Linked DNA regions of Homo sapiens: all the other regions are linked to region 1. A link is a loop called in an ENCODE intact Hi-C map of the cell type or tissue named here. Cell type or tissue: dorsolateral prefrontal cortex. All regions are shown on one strand. Links, peaks and the distances in the headings refer to the core of each region. The heading gives the core; the rest is flanking DNA.

Evidence for each region. A loop is a pair of places that touch in the nucleus more often than their neighbours do. Peaks named below come from ENCODE experiments on the same cell type or tissue, not always from the same donor. Only the 100,000 strongest peaks of a DNase experiment are listed, where the experiment ranks them.
Region 2: a loop joins it to region 1, with 4 times the contacts of the local background. A loop is called at or near these places in 6 of 110 quality-filtered maps.
Region 3: it touches region 1 in a loop (20-fold over the local background); 42 of 110 quality-filtered maps call a loop at or near these places.

The regions. Positions count from the first base shown.
Region 1 is chr9:113,108,384-113,115,032 of GRCh38, reverse strand. FAM225B (family with sequence similarity 225 member B) reads left to right here and starts at 3,356. Exons shown (of 3, transcript NR_024376.1): 1 at 3,356-3,623; 2 at 4,017-4,123; 3 at 4,880-6,649. It overlaps FAM225A (family with sequence similarity 225 member A), which reads right to left and starts at 2,137. Exons shown (of 3, transcript NR_024366.1): 1 at 1,870-2,137; 2 at 1,370-1,476; 3 at 1-613. In dorsolateral prefrontal cortex, for the core only: CTCF peaks have their summits at 2,164 and 3,336; no DNase peak of the experiment used is centred there; H3K27ac peaks cover 306 bases.
Region 2 is chr9:113,161,541-113,168,189 of GRCh38, reverse strand. It overlaps SLC31A2 (solute carrier family 31 member 2), which reads right to left. Exons shown (of 4, transcript NM_001860.3): 3 at 6,492-6,649; 4 at 4,050-5,441. The coding sequence ends at 5,273. FKBP15 (FKBP prolyl isomerase family member 15) reads left to right here. Exons shown (of 28, transcript NM_015258.2): 28 at 2,035-6,649. The coding sequence ends at 2,112. Among named protein-coding and RNA genes, the nearest start is that of SLC31A2, 14 kb to the right of the region's middle. In dorsolateral prefrontal cortex, for the core only: no CTCF peak of the experiment used is centred there; a DNase peak (open chromatin) is centred at 3,529; H3K27ac peaks cover 3,972 bases.
Region 3 is chr9:112,922,259-112,928,907 of GRCh38, reverse strand. No RefSeq gene overlaps it. Among named protein-coding and RNA genes, the nearest start is that of SLC46A2, 35 kb to the right of the region's middle. In dorsolateral prefrontal cortex, for the core only: a CTCF peak has its summit at 3,643 (motif pointing left); no DNase peak of the experiment used is centred there.

The DNA of each region.
Region 1 (6,649 bases), core at 606-5,605:
GGAAGAGAAGCATCTTTCCATGGAGTCTGCCCCATTGCCTGCCAATGGCATTCGTGCCCATCTAGAGGACCAGCCGCCGCCCCTGCTGGCTGCCAATGTCCTTTCAGGCAAACACGGCACCTTGAGAAAATGAGGCAGAGAGTGAGGGAAGGGTTTGAGTAGGAAAGTCACCAGCTGGTACTGACAAGGACACTGAGGGAACAGTGGTTCCATCTGAGCAGAAGTGTGTGCCAGGGCTTCTCTTGGAGCACAAAGACAATGCTGCAGGGATGGCTTCTGGCCTGGAAACTCCCTTTTTGGAAAGTGACCTGTGGCTCCAGGTAGCTGTTCTGTGTGCGACGGTGCTGAATCTTGTCCTTGTCCTTGGTGGGACCCCCTGTGCTCAGGGTGGAGGAGCTCTCTGTGACCTCCCTGGACCAGGTAGCGCCACGGGAGATCCCCTTCAGGCACTCTTGCACACAGGTCTGCCCCGCCATCTGCAGGAAGCGTGCGGTGTTCCCGGCTCTCCTTAGACACTCTCAGCAGCTGAAGTCACTCCAAGCATCCAAGGGAGGCTTCTCCCTGCACCTCTGGGTCATGTGGTCAAGGCCAATGCAGGGCAGAGGAGTGACCGCTGGAAAAGAAGAGCCCAGATGAAGTGCAGTCACCTACCTGAGGCCGGGCTCCCCTGGAAGTCCCCATGAAGTAAGTCTAGGAAGAAACCACCAGAGGGCCCCTAGATACCCAGTGGGGAGGGAAAGGGCAGTGCGGCTCGTCTTCATGGAGCGATTGCTACAGTGCTGGGATTTCATCACGCCTGCTAGCTTCATTAGTTACTATTCCCATGAAAAAGTAACACAGTAATGCAACATTTTATTTTATTTTATTTTGTTAATTTTTTTTTTGGACGGAATCTTTCTGTGTTGCCCAGGCTGGAGTGCAGTGGCAAGATCTCGGCTCACTGCAACCTCCACCTCCCAGGTTCAAATAATTATCCTGCCTCAGCCTCCCCAGTAGCTGGGATTACAGGCACCCGCCACCATACCTGACCAATTTTTGTATTTTTAGTAGAGACGGGGTTTCACCAGGTTGGCCAGGCTGATCTTGAACCCCTGACCTCAGATGATCTGCCCGCCTTGCCCTCCAAAAGTGCTGAGATTACAGGCGTGAGGCACCATGCCCGGCCTTAATGCAACATTTTAAAAATCAAAATTCATGCTAAATATTCCATTGTGAGCAAAATATCCACATTTTAAATCAAGCCATGGTCAGATCCTGTAACTGCAACACTCTGAGAGTTGTACAAGCGTTGGGCACGATGGGAAACTAAATTTTGGCAAATTCCATTCAACCTATAAAGTTGTCACCAAAGAAAAGGAAAAGTACTCACTTGCGGAATGTTCCAGACAGCTCCCAGGCACACTGCACTGCCAGAGATGGGGGATCTGCTCCCCGAGGACTGGGGCTTTTCCAATGAAGGCCATTTTCCAGTTTCGTCTAAAAGCACAGAAGGACTTCGTGAAATGTTTGGCTTCTTCCTAAGGGAAGGAGGTGCCTACAGCGTTGCCATCACTGCTGCTGGCCACAGGAAGATGCGTACATATCGTCCCGCCCTAAGATCGTGTTTTGAAAGTGGGCGACTTTGGAAATTAACTGAGGCTGTAACCGCAGAGCTGACGGGATGGGGGAGCTGCTCTGATGAGTCTCCAGAGCGGCCCGGTGACCGCAGGAGCTCTGAGTCATCAAAGACCGGGGCCAGGGAGCCTGGAAGAGGAAGGGCCCGCTGCTCCCGGGCCACGCCGGGACACATGAGTTAGGGGCAAAATTTAATGCCGCAACAAAGCGACTCATTTTTTTGGAACTGAGGCTGTTCCAGAACTTCTTACTCACTCTCGGCGCCGCCCCCGCGCTTCCAGGCCCCGGACCCGCCGCAAACACCGCTGGGCTTGGACTCAAACCGCGGTCCGGTCCCACCCGGTCTGGTCCAGTCCCGTTGGAGGCGGCGGTTGGGCTCAGCGCCAGGCGCGCGCCCTCTGCTGGCCGTTGGGAAGCGGCGAGGGAAGCGCTGAGCTCGCGGCCGAGCGGTGGTCGCTCGCCCCCTCGCGGGCTCTCCCGGAATCGCTGACATTCTCCGTCCCTTGCTCTCTGCTCCTGGCTGGGGATGCTCCATTTACATGGATTGGAATAGACCTAAGCACCACAATTACAAAATCAGTTATACGGTAATCAAAGCCTCAAAACACCAGGTAACCCATGTTCTAAATCACTGTTTGGGAGACAGCCAAACAGGTGAGTCACCTGATGAGAAATACCTGCCCCAACCTCTTACATGAAAGAAAAATTTGTAATACAATCAAGCTACTGGTCACTGTTTATTTTTATAATACCTACCAGTTTTAACAAAATACCATTCTGAAGAAAGTGTCACAAGATAAGTTCAAACAGAAGAACAGCAAATGCCATTTTATATCATTGTAATAGATCAAAGAATATTACAAATAATATTCATTCAAGGAATACAAATTTTCTTCTCTCTAAACATTTTTGTAACTCATAATGTACAAGATATTGTCAAAATAATTCCATGATTTTGGTACTAATATTTGCCAACCGGGGCAAAAGAGTTGCGATTTCTTTTTGAGCTGGGCAAACCATCTGTATAATTGATTAGAAAGAGCCACAAGTTTAACTTCCTCTACAGTTTTCCTGTGGGAAACGTCACATGAAGGGAAATAAAACCATATTTTCATGTAATGTAATTTTTTTTAAGATGGGGTCTTGTTATGTTACCCAGGCTGGTCTCTAACTTTGGCCTCAAGGGATCCTTCCCCCTCAGCCTCTCACCTCTCTCACCTCCAGCCTCCCAAATGCTAGGATTACAGGCGTGATACATCGCGCCTGGTGGAAGAAGAGCACTTCAATTTCACCCCTAAAAACCTCCCAGGCAAAGACTGTATTTCTTTGCCTTCAGATGGGGGCAAATTTTTGGAAGAACCTTTAGACAGCGATTCCCAAACAGGGACAAAGTAGATTTCCTGCTTTCATCTTCCTGATAGTGATCAAGGCTGGAGGGTAGTAGTTTCTCCAGGAGATCTTATCTCACGCACCACCATGGCCCTCCATGTCCAGCTGGTTGAAGCCTGCAGAATGTGGTGGTGGGAACAGGAGTCTTGGGTCTTCTGGATTTTGAGACTATGTCCTGTTTCCCAAGAGAACTAGGAGCAGGTCTTTGTATTCAGGCCTGACTAAGAGGAGATACTATTCAGATATCTACTATTCAGGTATCTCAAATGCATGAAGATGTCCTTACTTTTAAGCCATGGCTCCAAGGCGTATCCCAGGAAAGGGAGCAGGCAAGGCTGGAGCAGAGCGTCCCCAGCCAGGAGCAGAGAGCAAGGGACGGAGAATGTCAGCGATTCCGGGAGAGCCCGCGAGGGGGCGAGCGACCACCGCTCGGCCGCGAGCTCAGCGCTTCCCTCGCCGCTTCCCAACGGCCAGCAGAGGGCGCGCGCCTGGCGCTGAGCCCAACCGCCGCCTCCAACGGGACTGGACCAGACCGGGTGGGACCGGACCGCGGTTTGAGTCCAAGCCCAGCGGTGTTTGCGGCGGGTCCGGGGCCTGGAAGCGCGGGGGCGGCGCCGAGAGTGAGTAAGAAGTTCTGGAACAGCCTCAGTTCCAAAAAAATGAGTCGCTTTGTTGCGGCATTAAATTTTGCCCCTAACTCATGTGTCCCGGCGTGGCCCGGGAGCAGCGGGCCCTTCCTCTTCCAGGCTCCCTGGCCCCGGTCTTTGATGACTCAGAGCTCCTGCGGTCACCGGGCCGCTCTGGAGACTCATCAGAGCAGCTCCCCCATCCCGTCAGCTCTGCGGTTACAGCCTCAGTTAATTTCCAAAGTCGCCCACTTTCAAAACACGATCTTAGGGCGGGACGATATGTACGCATCTTCCTGTGGCCAGCAGCAGTGATGGCAACGCTGTAGGCACCTCCTTCCCTTAGGAAGAAGCCAAACATTTCACGAAGTCCTTCTGTGCTTTTAGACGAAACTGGAAAATGGCCTTCATTGGAAAAGCCCCAGTCCTCGGGGAGCAGATCCCCCATCTCTGGCAGTGCAGTGTGCCTGGGAGCTGTCTGGAACATTCCGCAAGTGAGTACTTTTCCTTTTCTTTGGTGACAACTTTATAGGTTGAATGGAATTTGCCAAAATTTAGTTTCCCATCGTGCCCAACGCTTGTACAACTCTCAGAGTGTTGCAGTTACAGGATCTGACCATGGCTTGATTTAAAATGTGGATATTTTGCTCACAATGGAATATTTAGCATGAATTTTGATTTTTAAAATGTTGCATTAAGGCCGGGCATGGTGCCTCACGCCTGTAATCTCAGCACTTTTGGAGGGCAAGGCGGGCAGATCATCTGAGGTCAGGGGTTCAAGATCAGCCTGGCCAACCTGGTGAAACCCCGTCTCTACTAAAAATACAAAAATTGGTCAGGTATGGTGGCGGGTGCCTGTAATCCCAGCTACTGGGGAGGCTGAGGCAGGATAATTATTTGAACCTGGGAGGTGGAGGTTGCAGTGAGCCGAGATCTTGCCACTGCACTCCAGCCTGGGCAACACAGAAAGATTCCGTCCAAAAAAAAAATTAACAAAATAAAATAAAATAAAATGTTGCATTACTGTGTTACTTTTTCATGGGAATAGTAACTAATGAAGCTAGCAGGCGTGATGAAATCCCAGCACTGTAGCAATCGCTCCATGAAGACGAGCCGCACTGCCCTTTCCCTCCCCACTGGGTATCTAGGGGCCCTCTGGTGGTTTCTTCCTAGACTTACTTCATGGGGACTTCCAGGGGAGCCCGGCCTCAGGTAGGTGACTGCACTTCATCTGGGCTCTTCTTTTCCAGCGGTCACTCCTCTGCCCTGCATTGGCCTTGACCACATGACCCAGAGGTGCAGGGAGAAGCCTCCCTTGGATGCTTGGAGTGACTTCAGCTGCTGAGAGTGTCTAAGGAGAGCCGGGAACACCGCACGCTTCCTGCAGATGGCGGGGCAGACCTGTGTGCAAGAGTGCCTGAAGGGGATCTCCCGTGGCGCTACCTGGTCCAGGGAGGTCACAGAGAGCTCCTCCACCCTGAGCACAGGGGGTCCCACCAAGGACAAGGACAAGATTCAGCACCGTCGCACACAGAACAGCTACCTGGAGCCACAGGTCACTTTCCAAAAAGGGAGTTTCCAGGCCAGAAGCCATCCCTGCAGCATTGTCTTTGTGCTCCAAGAGAAGCCCTGGCACACACTTCTGCTCAGATGGAACCACTGTTCCCTCAGTGTCCTTGTCAGTACCAGCTGGTGACTTTCCTACTCAAACCCTTCCCTCACTCTCTGCCTCATTTTCTCAAGGTGCCGTGTTTGCCTGAAAGGACATTGGCAGCCAGCAGGGGCGGCGGCTGGTCCTCTAGATGGGCACGAATGCCATTGGCAGGCAATGGGGCAGACTCCATGGAAAGATGCTTCTCTTCCTCAAGGTATGCACTCAGCGGGGAGACCTCATTGTCAAGTTCAGAGTTACGCTGCAGACTGCACAGCACCTCGCCTGCTTCTAGGGCCTGCTCCGGTCAGCCCAGGACCCACCACAGCAGGACCCCCCATCCTGTGCTCACCCGGGGCTTGTCCATGGCACTGGAAACTCCTTCCTGTTCCTGATCCCCCTCTGGGCGAGGGGTGGGCAGGGACATGTGGCTCGTGCCGAGGTCTAATACTGTGTTCCCAGCATGGAAGCAGGTGGGGACACTTCCTGTGGCATGCAGGATTCCGTGTAGAAAGCTGTGACTGTCACCCCTCCTCCCCACTCAGTTTTGTTAGTGGACCTTTCCCTGGCCCTTCTCTCCTTGGCCCCCTCTTGGCAGGAGAGAGGAGGAGAGGATCTCACTTTCCCCCTGTACCAGCCACACCCTCGGTCTGCGGGGTTCCCAGCAGCTGGCCAGGGATGCTCCACACCTGGAGGTCAAGTAACCGTCCCCTCACTCTGGGCATCGGTGCCCTCTCTGGGGTTGGAACAGGAAAGAAAGCCAAGACCTGTATGTGGGACTTGAGTTGAGACTCAATTCTGTAGAGTCAGGGGTGAGGAGGAGCCAGGCCTCCTGTGTGCTCTCCATACCCCAGAGCCGGGTGCCCAGTTCCATGGGTCCTGATGGACAGAAGGGAAGAACGGGGGGGCTGCTGCACCGTGGGTGGTAATGCAGTGGGAGCCACCTCCAGCTGAATGCCCAGGGACTCCTGGGGCTGCTGGCCCCGGGTCCCAGCAGTGGGTCCTGTTTCTTCTTTACTCTTGGAATGCAGGATCTGCCACACCAAAACGTCCCCTCCACATTTGGTGAAATAGGAAGCTCCATGGCATGTCTCCATCTTTCAAGGTGACTGAGAGGTTTATTTTCATAGGAGCCTCAGTGGCCTTGTCCGTACCCACCTCTGCACGTGGTTGCAGAAAGTGAAGGATTGTCAGGGAGCAGGGCAGACATTTGGTTTATCTGTGTCATTGGTCAAAGTTTTGTTTTTCCTCCAGAAGAAAAAGGCTTGTGAACATGCCACCGTATTCTTCATTCCTTCTTTTGGAAATGTATGAAGAACGGGTGGCATTTTGGAGTTATTGGCCTGTGAACAGCTGGCCCAGAGGAAGG
Region 2 (6,649 bases), core at 684-5,683, 53 kb before region 1:
TTAGCCCCACATTGGAATGCTGAAGCCTTAGTTTTCCCCAAATCTGCTAGGATATTATTTATATTTTAGAATTGGAAAGGACTTTGAAGATCATCTTGCCTGGCATCCTTATTCATAGATAAAAAACCTGAGGCTCAAAATGATGATTTACCCAAAGCCACAGAGTGAGTTAATGGCAAAGCTAGGACTAATCCCCAGGCTCCTGTAAAGACCTCCTGTTCCTGAGCATTTTCCACTTACTCAGCCTGCTTTCCTGCTGCCTTGTTTTGTCATCACAATATCCCTGGGCACAAAATGGGTTCAGTATTAATAGCATAGCTTCACAGAACAAGAGTGAAGGCCAGGAGAGGAGGGCACTGATAGGGACTGAATTAGAACCCCGGTTCTCGCCTCTGCTGCTCCCCGCTGTGCTAGGTTACAACCGTTCTGGCTGTCCCTAGGCCATTTTGACTGCTCTGAAATGCATATGGAGAACACAGGTGGGCTTCAGGCTCAGTCCATCTAAAGGACAGAAATATGAGGGTGAATGGGGCAAATTTTGTCCCCTCATGTATCAGCCAGAGTGGATTTTGCCTTTTGCCAAAACCTTGAGCAGAGAGCTGTGATGGATCTATGCTCCAGCTTGCATGTATCGGAGCCCTTCCCTCTTGCCTGTGTTCCTTTGGGGAATGTACCAGTTCCTTCCATGAGTCTTTCTTCTCAAGAGTTAAATTTTCATTTGAGAATCCAGAATAGCAATTCTGCCCTTAAAAAAAGGAAAAAAGGGGGAAAAACCAAATTGAGTATATTCTAAGTGACTGCCCTAAATATAGTTGGAAGCTTTTAATTAGTGAGCATATTATTGGTATTAGTACCAATACTGTCCAGTTAACATGTAGTTCTTGGGTACTCTGAAAACGACTTCACAGATGTTGTCATTTAATCTACTAATCCAATGAGGTAGGTACTTTTATCCCATTTTATATATCAGAGGGCTGAGGCTCAGGAAGATTAAATAATTTAACTAAGCTTATATAGCTAGTAAATGTAGAGCCAGAACTTTAGTCAGGACAAAACAGAAGCTGTGAGCCACACTTGAAAATCCTATACTGTCAGAGTTAGAGATCACGTCATTGATGTCCAGAGAGAAGTACGAGGTCTGGCTAATTGGTAGTGACGTGGGATTAGCCCAGAGACTTGTATACACATCACGCTGCCTTCCCTTTTGCCTGGCCCTGTGAAGATGGATTCTGGTTGGCAGTTGCTCACCAGAGCAGAGAATGCCTTAGTAGAGACTATTCAGTTCGTGCCTGTCTGTAGCATCAATCCCTGCTAGCCGGGTAGGTCCTGTTCCCTTGCCAAGCCAGAGGAGAAAGGCCAGGAGCTCAAGCTGTGAAAAGAGAGGGTCTCTCATGGCCCATCAGTCCCTTTCACCCCCACTACCTTAGCTGGAAGGAGCGAGGGTGGTGCCAGTCAGGCTAGAGGTGTGGGAGGCTGTGGCCCCGTGTTCTTCACCTCTTAGGATTCTCCAGTTGGCCAAGCCTCCAAATTCAACTCTTTCAAATGATGGGATCACACCCAGAGCCAGTCAGGCCACCTTAGGCCACGACGACAGTATTTTTCCATATGTGATTGTCTTCTTCCCAACCTCCCTTCTTCCCACTTCCTCTCGCTCTCTCAGGGCTGCTTTGCTTCTGTTTCTTCCTACTGCTCCAGTGTTTCCTCTTTGACCCTTCTTTCTCCACACAAAATGTGTAAGTTACTGCATGAGAGGAAAATCTGTCAAATCAGTACATGTGCTTCATAAATAAATGATGAGATTAGCCAAACAAAGTTCATCTTTTGTCTCTGTTGAAAGACTGCCTCCCTTCTCTGCCTGCTGGTCTCAGCTTTATCTGGAAGCCTAGGTTTGCTGGCCTCAGAGTTGGCCCTGTCAGTACAACCTCCTTTCTGACCCAGAGCTGGGAACAGAAGTTGGATTGCTTCCACTCACAGGTGGAAAGTCCAGTGGTGCAGGCACAAGTGAGGACTGACTGCTCTTTCCTGTTTTATCAGAGCATGAAGGGACGCCCGCCCCCAACGCCCCTTTTTGGAGATGATGATGATGACGATGACATTGACTGGCTGGGATGAAGACCCAGGAAACTGGTGCAAAGGTTTCTCTGCAACCCTTCCCTAAGCATGATTTTGCACAGCCAACCCTGGGTCTAGGCGAACCACAGGGTGAGGTCAAGGTGAGCATTCTGGGAACAATATTTGGGCTCAGAGGGTGGGTTGGCCACCTTCTGAGCCCCACCCCCGCCAGACCTGGTGAAGAGGATCATAACCCTGTCTTCAAGAACACTGGGATTTCAGCAGCAAGTTGGAAGAAGGACTGGTAGGTTCCCCTCCAAGCCAGTCACCTGTAAGAGTCCTGTCCTCTGCCAGACTTTTTAATCTCTTCATTAACTCTCAGACTGACCTGGGAGCCCTCCTCTACCTGAATCCAGTGCTCAACTGTGCCCCGGCAACAAGACCTGGGCTGAGGTCTCCCTGGTAGAACTAAGGGAGATTACACCATCTAAATCCCAGTGCAGTCAACAGCCTGGCCTATAGTCCTGGGACATGTATCTTCTTCTTTGCCTTAAATCTGATACAAGAGGTCAATGACTTTGAAAATAAAACTAAAATAAATGTCTATAATGAAACTTGACCCAAGCCCTTGGAGAAAAATTGAGTTTGGTTCCAAGGGCTGTCTGTGCTCTTTTGGGAATCTAAGGGTAGGAGTCTTACAGATCTGGGTCAGTTAATGTGCACAAAACGTTGTGGCATATTTACTCCCTTTGATACCTAACCCTGGAACTTTTAGGCTTTCAAAGAAAGTCACCACTGTAGTCCTAGCTCATCCCTGGGGCATGATGGTTCTGTGAGGACCAGTCCAGTCATCCTCTTGCTCCTGCAGGCTTAGTCCTGCAGTCTAGGAAGCCATGCAAAGAAGGTGAGAGGGTCCCTTCTTTCCATTGTTCATGGCACCTGAGGGATTCTTCACTTTGAGAGCAGCTTCCATTCCCTTAGAACTCATGGGACCAGGACTTATGCAGAGAACAGTAGTGAGAAAATACTTGTGGTCATTTTCTTGATTCCAGGATCTTCCAAAGATTATGCAATCAGTCTTTAAAAAAACAGAATAATTAATTTTAATAAAAAATGTTTCTTGATTTTAAATGTTTTAAAAGATAGGACCCAAAATTCCACTTCATCTGGCCTGGCATCATCCTTGCAGGCTTTGGATATGTCTCCCGTGTGCGGACCTGGGAGGCAGTGAGAACTAATTATTTCTTTGTTGCTTAACAAAAGGCGGTGCTGTTTGGCACTTTCACAGACTGGCTTATCTCCAGCAACCACTGCAGAAGACAGTGTTATCACCATTTTATAGAGGAGAAAACTGAGACTTAGAGAGGTAAAGTAATTTGCCCAAAGTTACATATCTAGGAAGCCTCAGCACAAGAATTCAAATCCTGGCCATCTGATTCCAGAGCCTGGGCTCTTGGCCAGCACAGCCTGACTGTCACTGGTTGGGGGAAGGGGCGGTGATGCTTTTAGAAACAGGCTTCTTGAGACACCAGGCAGCTTTCCAGTTCCCTGCAAACATGGGGGAATGCCCTGATCAGTCCTAAAGGTGTGACATAGTCTACTTTCTAGGGCAGTTATTTCTTATTGTAAATTAACTAGTGGCTATTATATTTGCTTCTGCCCGCAGGGAGAGAAGATGCTGAGTAATTGTGCCAACACAGGTGCTTAAAGTCCGTGTGACAGTTACTTTTCTTATAGCATGTACTCAATTAATACTTGTTACATGAATGAAGAATGACTTGACTTGCCTCAGTTGGCATTCTGGGGTGTCTACCTGGGTGCAGCATTTCAGGGCTGGGTTTCCCTGAGCAGAGTTGTCTTTGTAGCAGATGGATGGACTCTGTCCTCAGACAGGCTTATAAAGAGTACTACCAGTTCTATTAGCCCCACTCAGCCCCTGCAGTTGTTACAAGGGTTCATGTGCTTTCTGTTGGAATTAGGAGAACAGAACAGTCATAGACTATTTAAAAATATATATTTACTAAAATGTATTTGTTTGTTTTTAATTCCCAAAGCTTACAACCATCTTTTCATCTAATCTGTGAGGTATTTAGTATACAGCAGTGATTTTCTCTCTTTCCTTTTTTATAAAGTGAAGAGGTTCAACTATCCAGAGAGTCCCATCTAACTCAAAAAATGTAATGGCTTTGGTTGGATTGCATCTTCAGTCAGTACCTGCCCATGGCTTAATCAGTATTTTAAGTGAATGAATCATGTTTCCCCACTAGATCATTACGAGTAAGCAGTAAGTAATAAATAGAGAATATTAAGTATTGAACATTATTAGATGCAGCTTTTTGTTCTGCATAGAAGAAAGATGAGGATAAAGGAGGGCATTGAGGCCACGAAGAGCTTCCCAGACACCCACGGCCATCAGATCATCTTCTTCCTGCAGGCAGTGCCTTCTGGTGGAAGGAGCTCAGTCTATCAGAGAATAAACCAGGAGCCTGAAAGCAGTCCTGTGTCTCTGCCTTTAATCAGCTGTCACTTATTCTCTCCCCAAGAAAGGGAAATAGGTCTCAGCAGTTTCTGCCATCCATCATGAATCAATGAAATCATTTCATTAAAAATTTTTTTGTATGAATGTGCAAAATTGCCAACTAGGAGTTCAATGGGAAAAATAAAAAAAACTTAGTTTGTCAACATGATCCATAGACGAGATGATCTTCATGTGTTCCAAAGGCAGAAAGGTGAGAAAAAGGATCTAGCTTGGTCTCTGTCCCTCAAAGACAGAAGAGGTCAGGAAGTCCAATGGGCGATGCTCCTGTAGATAAGGCACAAAGCAGGAGAGCTGAGGGTGTCCAGGTTCCATGCCCTGCATCACCAAGAACCCTTCTCCCTGGCTTGAAATCTTTGGAAATTCCTGGTTTGAGTCACAGAGAAGCATTGTCATGGGCTCAGTAACCCTGCCACCCCTGTTATCTCCATTCTCCCTTTGGTCACAGCAGCTGTCTTAAGACACAAGACCATGCCTGGGCCCTACGTAGGCTGGCTGAGAAGGAAGGTTGCTGCAATGGCTTCCGAACTCCAGGGAGCAAGTGCTGGCTTCAGCTCAAAGTTTCCAGGGGCTGGGAATAAGGTGGAGGAATAGCCATCAGAAGAAAGGGCAGTTGGAAGTATAGTGTCTGGAAGAGGGGGCTCCATGTCCCTCCAGCCTCAGTGCCTGCACGTTCCTCACCAGCTAAGCTGTGCTGAGAAGTGGGTAAGCTAGGTAGTAGCCCACAGCAGAGCCCAAGACCACACCAAGGAAAATCCAGGTGTTGTAGGACATTACGGCCAGCATGATGAAGTAGCCGATGACCACCTGGATGACATGGATTAGAGACTGGCCAAAGTGACACAAATACCACCTAGATAAAAAGGAGAAGCAAGTTAATCCTGGTAATGAGCTGGTAATGAGGAAGCTGGGAGTAGATATCAGGGAGTAGAAAGCTGTTGAGTTACGTGACCCGATTGATTTATAACTTGTATGCTTAACCCAGGAGTGATTTCTTTCTGCCCCTCCCACCCCCGCCCCCAGAAAAAACTCGAGATTTATTTTTAAAGAGACATATCTTCACTACATTTGGTTTCAAGCTTCCTGGCATCCTAGGCAAAGGGGAAAATGAGGGTATCTATAATCTGTCTTTCTGATAAGGAATAAGAGAAAATCATCAGTAAGGCATATTTCCCCCCTGAATCTACTTCGGGAGGCAGTATGACAATGGAAAGAAAAAGCATGGTCTTAGGTGACATTATCAGTTCCTAGACCTGCCACTAACTAAAAGTGGCCTAGACAAATGTCTTAACCTCTCTGAACGTAAGATTCCTTATCAGTAAAACAGGAATGAGAATACTTCCCTTGCAGTGCAGTTGTGAAGATCTGAGACACCCATGTAGGGTGGCTAGTGATGGAGCGGGCAGGCTTATTAAGCACAGGTGAGGCTGGGGCTGGACAGAGGGCAGAACAGGGACCCTAAATGGTTGCCTGATTCGAGTGGGAAGGGAGGAGAGGAGAGCTTGTCATCCTCCTCCCACCAAGTGGGATACATTGCTTCAGGACAGCTGCAGATCCCCTCCTGGATATGGGAGCCTAGTGACCCATGGAACTGGTGAGATTTGGGGGAGGGTGGGTGGCCACCTCATTTGCTAGATAGGGGCCTGCACCTGAAGATCACTGTTCCCTAAAGAAAGCCTTCTGAGCCTCTCAAGTGGCTGGCTGTTCACAGAGTGCTTTGGCCTGGGCATCAGGAGACATGAGCTCTAGTTCACTTGGCTATGTGTAGCCACTTTGGCAAGTCCTGGTCCTTCCCTGGGCCTCGCTGTCCTCTCTGTGAAGTGGGGCTAATGCTGTCTGGGCCAGCCTGTCTCTCAGGGTGAATGTGAGGCTTCTGCCCCTTTCCCATACCCACTGCCTGTACCTGTGGTGGGTTCTGCCAACAGGGAATGAATCTGAGCCTGCAGAGTCCCCGTCTGTCTCTGCGATGGTCTGCTGGCTGATGGAGGTTGGCAGGTTCACCAGTACCTGGTTGAGCAGCTTGGCTTTGCCAACCTTGATGCCTTCATACAGTACAGCCAG
Region 3 (6,649 bases), core at 580-5,579, 190 kb after region 1:
AGCTGGTTTGCTCTCTACTTCTTTCTTCTGAGCCCCAGACTGCATCTAAATTATAGTTTCAGATTCTAAATGGAGTGGGCCAATGGCAACAGGGGAGTCAGATAAAGGGATGCTGGTTTTTGTTACCTGTTTTCCACTCATATCTCCAAACTTGGATGTTTGTCCAGGTCTCTGCAGGCAGAAGTATGTTTGCCCAGTGTTGGCAGAGAAAGGCTTTATATAAATCTCAGAAGCTGGCACTCTTTGATGCTTAGGGCAAGATCCCACTGTGATTTGGGTGTAATCAAATAGAATTTCCTCTGGGGATTCAAGATCCTGAAAGATGTTGTTTGTGTAGCAGTTGGGGCATTGGAAGAGAGTTGCACAGAACCTATGTAAAAGATTGAAAGTGGCTAGTAGGAAAACACCTCACTAATTCTTTGACCTAGTGCAACCCCTCAAGCGAGTCTCACTACCTGGTTTCATTCACCTCTCAAAGTACATTTCCTCAACAGTATTCAATGGAAAGTCCTGTTTACAATTTTTCAGTGTTTTCAAATTTTAATTGAATTCTTGCAAGATGAATGGTCCCCACAATCAAGCATCACCATCCTCAAGTCTTCTACCCACCCCCAACCTCTCAAAAAACAGCTTTTCCCTGAAAAATCAACCATTTAACCCATATTTTCCTGAACATTTCTTGCATGTGCTCTTTGCACTTCCAAAATTATTTTCATCTTAGTAAAATCTCTTAGAACAATAAATGAAAATGGATAAGATCATAAGCATAATGGAATTTTTAACCCAGAAAAGGACATATCAGATAAACAAATAATGAGAATATAGAAAATTTAAATAGCCATTATTAATAATCCAAATATAATAGAAAGTGGGGGGACTGTAAAAAGAATGTAAATTCACTAGAAGAAACTGGGGATCTTTGACAAAATGGCTGATCTCTGGGGCAGGACATATCCAAGGTAATCCTGGGATGCCTTGCTGTGCTAAAAAGCAAAAGACAAACCATAAAAACCACTAAGGCCTTGTCAATAAGCACTCAGAAACCAACTTGAGGAGGTTCCCTCTGGCTTAAAATGGGACAATTCAAGCACCAGTGTCATGGACTACAATGGACTGAAGCACAAAACATGAGCTTATAATGATAGTTAAAAGAAATTTTTAAACCCCATTGATCATCCCGGGAGGGTGCTAGGACAACTCAACACTATGAAAAACAACAAAGAAAGGGGAAAAATCAAATATGTATCTGCCTTTCCGTACAATCTGTATTTCAGAGCTGATGAGGTTAATTTCTATTTACAGAAACATTCCAGCAAATAAATAAGGAAGAAATAATAGGATTTAAAAATTGACATTTGCAGCTCCTGTATCTAGGCAACAACCATCAAGGGATGCTAGACCATTAGGAGAAAAGTTGATTGCAACTTTATAGTGGGTGGAATAGATGGTCAACTGTAAACCTCCTAATTAGTCTTGACATCGCTCAAAGTGGAACCAACAGACACAAGCTTCCTAATGCAAGGCAGCCGAAACCAGTCAGCACCAGCTGTGAGGGCTTCACACCTAAAAAAGAATTGAGCCTGAATCTCATCAAACCTCTTGATCTAACTAACCATTTCAGGAAATGTGGGAGCCAGAGGAAAAACCCAGCAAATTTGGAATGTCATGTTGAACAGTCTACAGTGCAAATACCCCAGTTCTCCATGAAAGAAATGGGATAGAAGGGTGGGAAATTTTTTAAGAACTTGGAGACTTAAGAAACAATGAAATGCCATGAATGGACTTTGGATTCAGATAATTCAACTAACATGCTTCTTTTGAAACAACAGATACATTTGAATATCACCTAATAAAGGGAATTATGTTGACTTTTGTCAGGTGTACTAATGATGAGGTGTTTTTACATACTGAAGTATTTCTGAATAAAATGACACGATGTCTGGTTCTTGATTCATACTACTCTGGTTAGTATTTTTAAACATGGGGCAAGAATAGATGTATTGAGATTGTCTTGGTTGGGCGCAGTGACTCACACCTGTAATCCCAGCACTTTGGGAGGCTGAGGCGGGCGGATCTCTTGAGGTCAGGAGTTTGAGACCAGTTTGGCCAACATGGTGAAACCCCATCTCTACTAAAAATACAAAAAATTAACCAGGCATGGTGGAATGCGCCTGTAATCCCCACTACTCAGGAGCCTGAGGAAGGAGAATCACTTGAACTGGAAGGCAGAGGTTGCAGTGAGCTGAGATCAGGCCACTGCACTCCAGCCTGGGCCACAGAGCGAGACTCCATCTCAAAAAAAAAAAAAAGAAAAAAAAGATTGTCAAATGTTAATTACTGAAGCTGGATGGTGTGCCCAGAGAGGGTTGGTGAATTATTCTTTATGCTTTTATTTGCAACTGGGCCGGAGGGTAGTGGGGTGGGGGACAAATCCGTCTTCAAATGTAGGCTAGCCATTTGCAGCTGAAATCCTTTTAGTGTTGCCTGGGCAACTCCAGATGACTCTTCCAACCATGTGTGGATGATCTGCTCATAAGAACTTCATTATTGCTTTGAAATACTGAATATAAAAAAGTTCCATTGGATTTGAAATGAATTTACCACAAAATTTCAACTTTACATTTGTCAATGAAAGAAAATAAGTGATGTTAACTGTAATTTTAACTTTTAGAAAATCTCAAAGGTTGTGAAGAAAAATGGTTAAACACTTGGTCACCTACTGATGCAGAGTTTCACTGATGAGCGCTATCAAGAATTTGAAGAGGTTTTTACTTAAAACTCTTAATCATAAATTTCACGGCAGTATTTCCAGCATAAAAACTGATAGTAGAAAGCTGAAGTTTTTTCATTTGAAAAAAAAAAAAAACTTAGAGTGTCTTTGGAAATTTCCTGTAAATCGAATCTTTAATATATTTTCTAATATGTGCATTTTATATTTATTATAATTATATAATGAAAAATAAGTCCCACATGATGCCCCTAAAGCTCCTCTAGCACACCACAGTGCATCATGTCAATATTATCACTTTCTATGTATGCTAATAATCTGAAAAATACTGGGAAGCTGGGAAGCACCGCTATAGATTCACTAAACAAATAATACAAAGCTTTGCATTCTTTAAAATTGAAGGTTATGTTCCAGGAAGATTAAACAGCAACTTTATAATGAACAGTCCAAGGAGAAATTTAGAAAGTGATTTACCTCCAAGAAGTAAAACCCGCTGACATGTAAATATCTTTAAAAAGAAGAAGAAAACACCGTTCCTCCTCAAAGCTGGTCTTATTTCTATGCTCCTCAGTTTACAATGGCAGCCATTTTCCCTCCCTTCCTGGGGAAAATAACAACCAGCCCATTATGGTGAATTCTCACAGTGACTAAGGTGGTCCTTCCCTGTGGTGTGAGCACTGTGAAGTTAGGTGTCTAGCATAATCCTGTGAGTTTTTATTTTGACATGTTTGAGCCACTTAAGGATAAATTACAGAGCACTGTGTATCAAGATGACAAAGACAGTCTCAAATTCATTAAAGTGTTGTGGAGGGCAGCGGGTACTTGAAAATTCTAAACAGGATTTGTCGACACGAATATTTTTCAAGAGATTACACAGGTCACTCGATATGGCAGAAGGGAAAACATGCTTTACAATGGTGACATCTGGCGGTCACCATCCAAATCAAATGATTAAGCATCATCAATAGTGGGGCAATCTGACATTGTGTCTCCTTATGTGATACAAAATGACTCCCACCGCATCGCCTACGACACATTCTTGCTAAAAATGTAAACTTGAACTTAAGCCTTTAGCCCTAGTCTCCAATTTAGAGGAAATTCAAGGGATACAGAAACAGGTTAAAAAACACTGTGAGAAAATTATCAAACAAATCCAGAAGGTGGGGTGTTTAAAAAGATAATTGTCTCTTTAAAAAGTCAGTATCATAGAAGCAAAAGTCAGGGGTGTAGAAAAACGTGGGAGCACTGTTCCCAGGGCACTGTTGATCACTGATCTATCACCTGAAGTTTCTATAAACGAAAATAGAACTGCATATTTTGGTAGATGAAGTGAAGAAGTGTAAGTTGTCTTTTCTTTCATTGCTTCTCCCAGTAACTTCAGCCAGAAGCAGCCTCTCCAAGGTTTAAAAATGGTCAACTTCTCTTTGATTTAATATCTCCATCTATAAGATTATTACAGTCGTCCCATAATTTGGAAAAGATTGAGAAGAGCTGATTGCAACAGTAACACAGTGCTCCTAAGGGTATAGTTCTGAATGGTCACCCTCCCTTCCTTCCCCTGATCGCAGGCAATCTCCAGGTTTCCATGGGCCCCAGAAGAGCAGGGAATCAGATCTGGTTCCAGTGGCCATCACCTCACAAACAAAACAATTGTCTCCATTCCTTCCCGGAAACCCACTCCACTTTTTCCTTTAAGCCCTCAAAACAGAGCCAGACTGTTTTCCCTTTCCCCAGACAATGGGGCTACTCACTTGTCCCCCTCCCCAAAAGGAGGCTACACTCAGGGACTCCAGGGGAACCCCTGTCTTACCTTCTAAGGAAGGATACCCTAAGTAATTTTTCTAAGGGACCTACTCTTTCTTAGGGAGCTTCTTCAGAAGCTACCTCTAATAAATACAAGGAGTGGAATGATTGGTTCATTGTAACAGAAGATTGGTGGGGGAAGAGGACCTACAAACTTAATCTCTAGTAATACATCATCTCTGGTAGGATACACCACTATATCTTATTCTGAAACATGATTTTTATTTAACCTAAAAAATAATATGAATTCACACCTTCTAAGTCAGCAAACCTCAGAAGGGAAAAAATAGAAAATAACAAGTGTTGGTGAGGATACAGAGAAAGTGAAACTCTTGCACATTGCTGCTGTGAATGTACAATGGTGAAGTCGAGGTGAAAAACAATTTGGCAATTCCCCCAAAAGCCCCAACATAGAATTTCTGCACAACCCAGAAATTCTACTCCAGGGTATACACCCCAAAGAGTTAAAACAGGAAATCATACAAATATTGGTCCACTCATGTTCATTACAGCATTGTTCACAGCAGCCAAAATGTGGAAACAACCCAAGTGTCCATGAACAGATGAATGGATAAATAAAATGAGGTACAAGCACACAATGAAATGGATTCAGCCCTAAAAAGGAGTAAAGTTCTGACCATACTCAACATGGACAGACCTTGAAAACATTATGTTAAATGAAATAAGCTAGATACAATAGGACAACTTAATTTTTTTGAACCCATACATATTTATTGATAATCTATCTTAACCATGACCCAAGTTAATGGACAATACAAGAGGTTTGCATGTAACCCAGAAGTTTGCAAGTTACAAACTATAGAACAATCATTTGACATAAGACTCAAAGTCTGTCCTTCAGCTCCAGACCCCCAAACCTCATCCCAGCCCTTCTTTCCAAGACAGGGTGGTCAACCACTTGCTAGGCCTCTAGTGATTATTTGCTTCCTTTGTATGTGTTTTCTCCTGATTAAAACAGAAACATTAAATCATGATTCTTGTGATTTGTGTCCACATTTCCAGAGCAGCTGATGCTGGTGCGCTAACAGCTCAACCTTCACCCAGCCCTCAACTCAACTTGGCCAGATTCCAACTAGGGGCTTGACTCACCTCATTTTTTGGTAACAAAAAATGTGAAATAGTCTACAGTTTTTCAGTTTCTTCCCTGTTTTTTCTAAAGGGGATCTTACTTACCAAAATTCATTTTCCTAGTTTTTAAGCTTATTTTCTTCTGTAACTACGCTTTCTTCTTTCAAAACAGTATATTTCCATTTGATCAAAACTAGCAATAGGACAGTTTATATAAAATATCTAGAATAGACAAATTCAGAGAGATGGAAAGTAGATTAAAGCTTACCAGAGACTGGTGATAGAGGGAGGAAATGGGAAGTTATTGCTTTATGGTCATAGAGTTTCTATTTGAGGTGATGAAAAAGAGTTTTGGGAACAGAGGTAATGGTTGCACAATATTGTAAATGTAATTAATGCCAATGAATTGTACACTTAAAATGGTTAAAATGGCAAATTTTATGTTAAATACGCTTTTACCACAATAAAAATTTTCAAAAAAAAAGTGAAAAGATAGCCAGCATATATTGTTAACAGTTTTATAGTGTTCCATTGTAGAGCAGTACTATTATCAGTCAGCTGTTAGAAGTTTGCAATATTTGCTCTTTTATAAAAAATGAACACCCTTGTACATATAACACATATACAGCTTTATGTACTTGAATGAACAGTTCTGTAGAATACATTCCTAGGAGTAGAAGTAGGTATTAAAGAGTATGGACTTCACAGAAAACTTAGGTGTGTGTACACACACACACACAAATGCAAAATTTGGGCCTCCAAAGGGGCCATCAGTTTAAACTCCTGCAGCTGCTGTATGAGTGATCATGGCTTCATTGTAGCCAGTGGGCTATTGGCCACCTTTTTATTCTTTGCCATTCTGATTTTCTCCCATCTTATGATAATTGTAACTTTTATGTCTTTAATTATTAGGGAAATTTAACATCAACATTGGCCTAGGCCAATTGGTCTTGAATGGATGTTGAGTAATAAGTACAAAATTCCTGAAGAGTCAAATTCCTGTCAAAGGAAATAGTCGGACATGGAAAG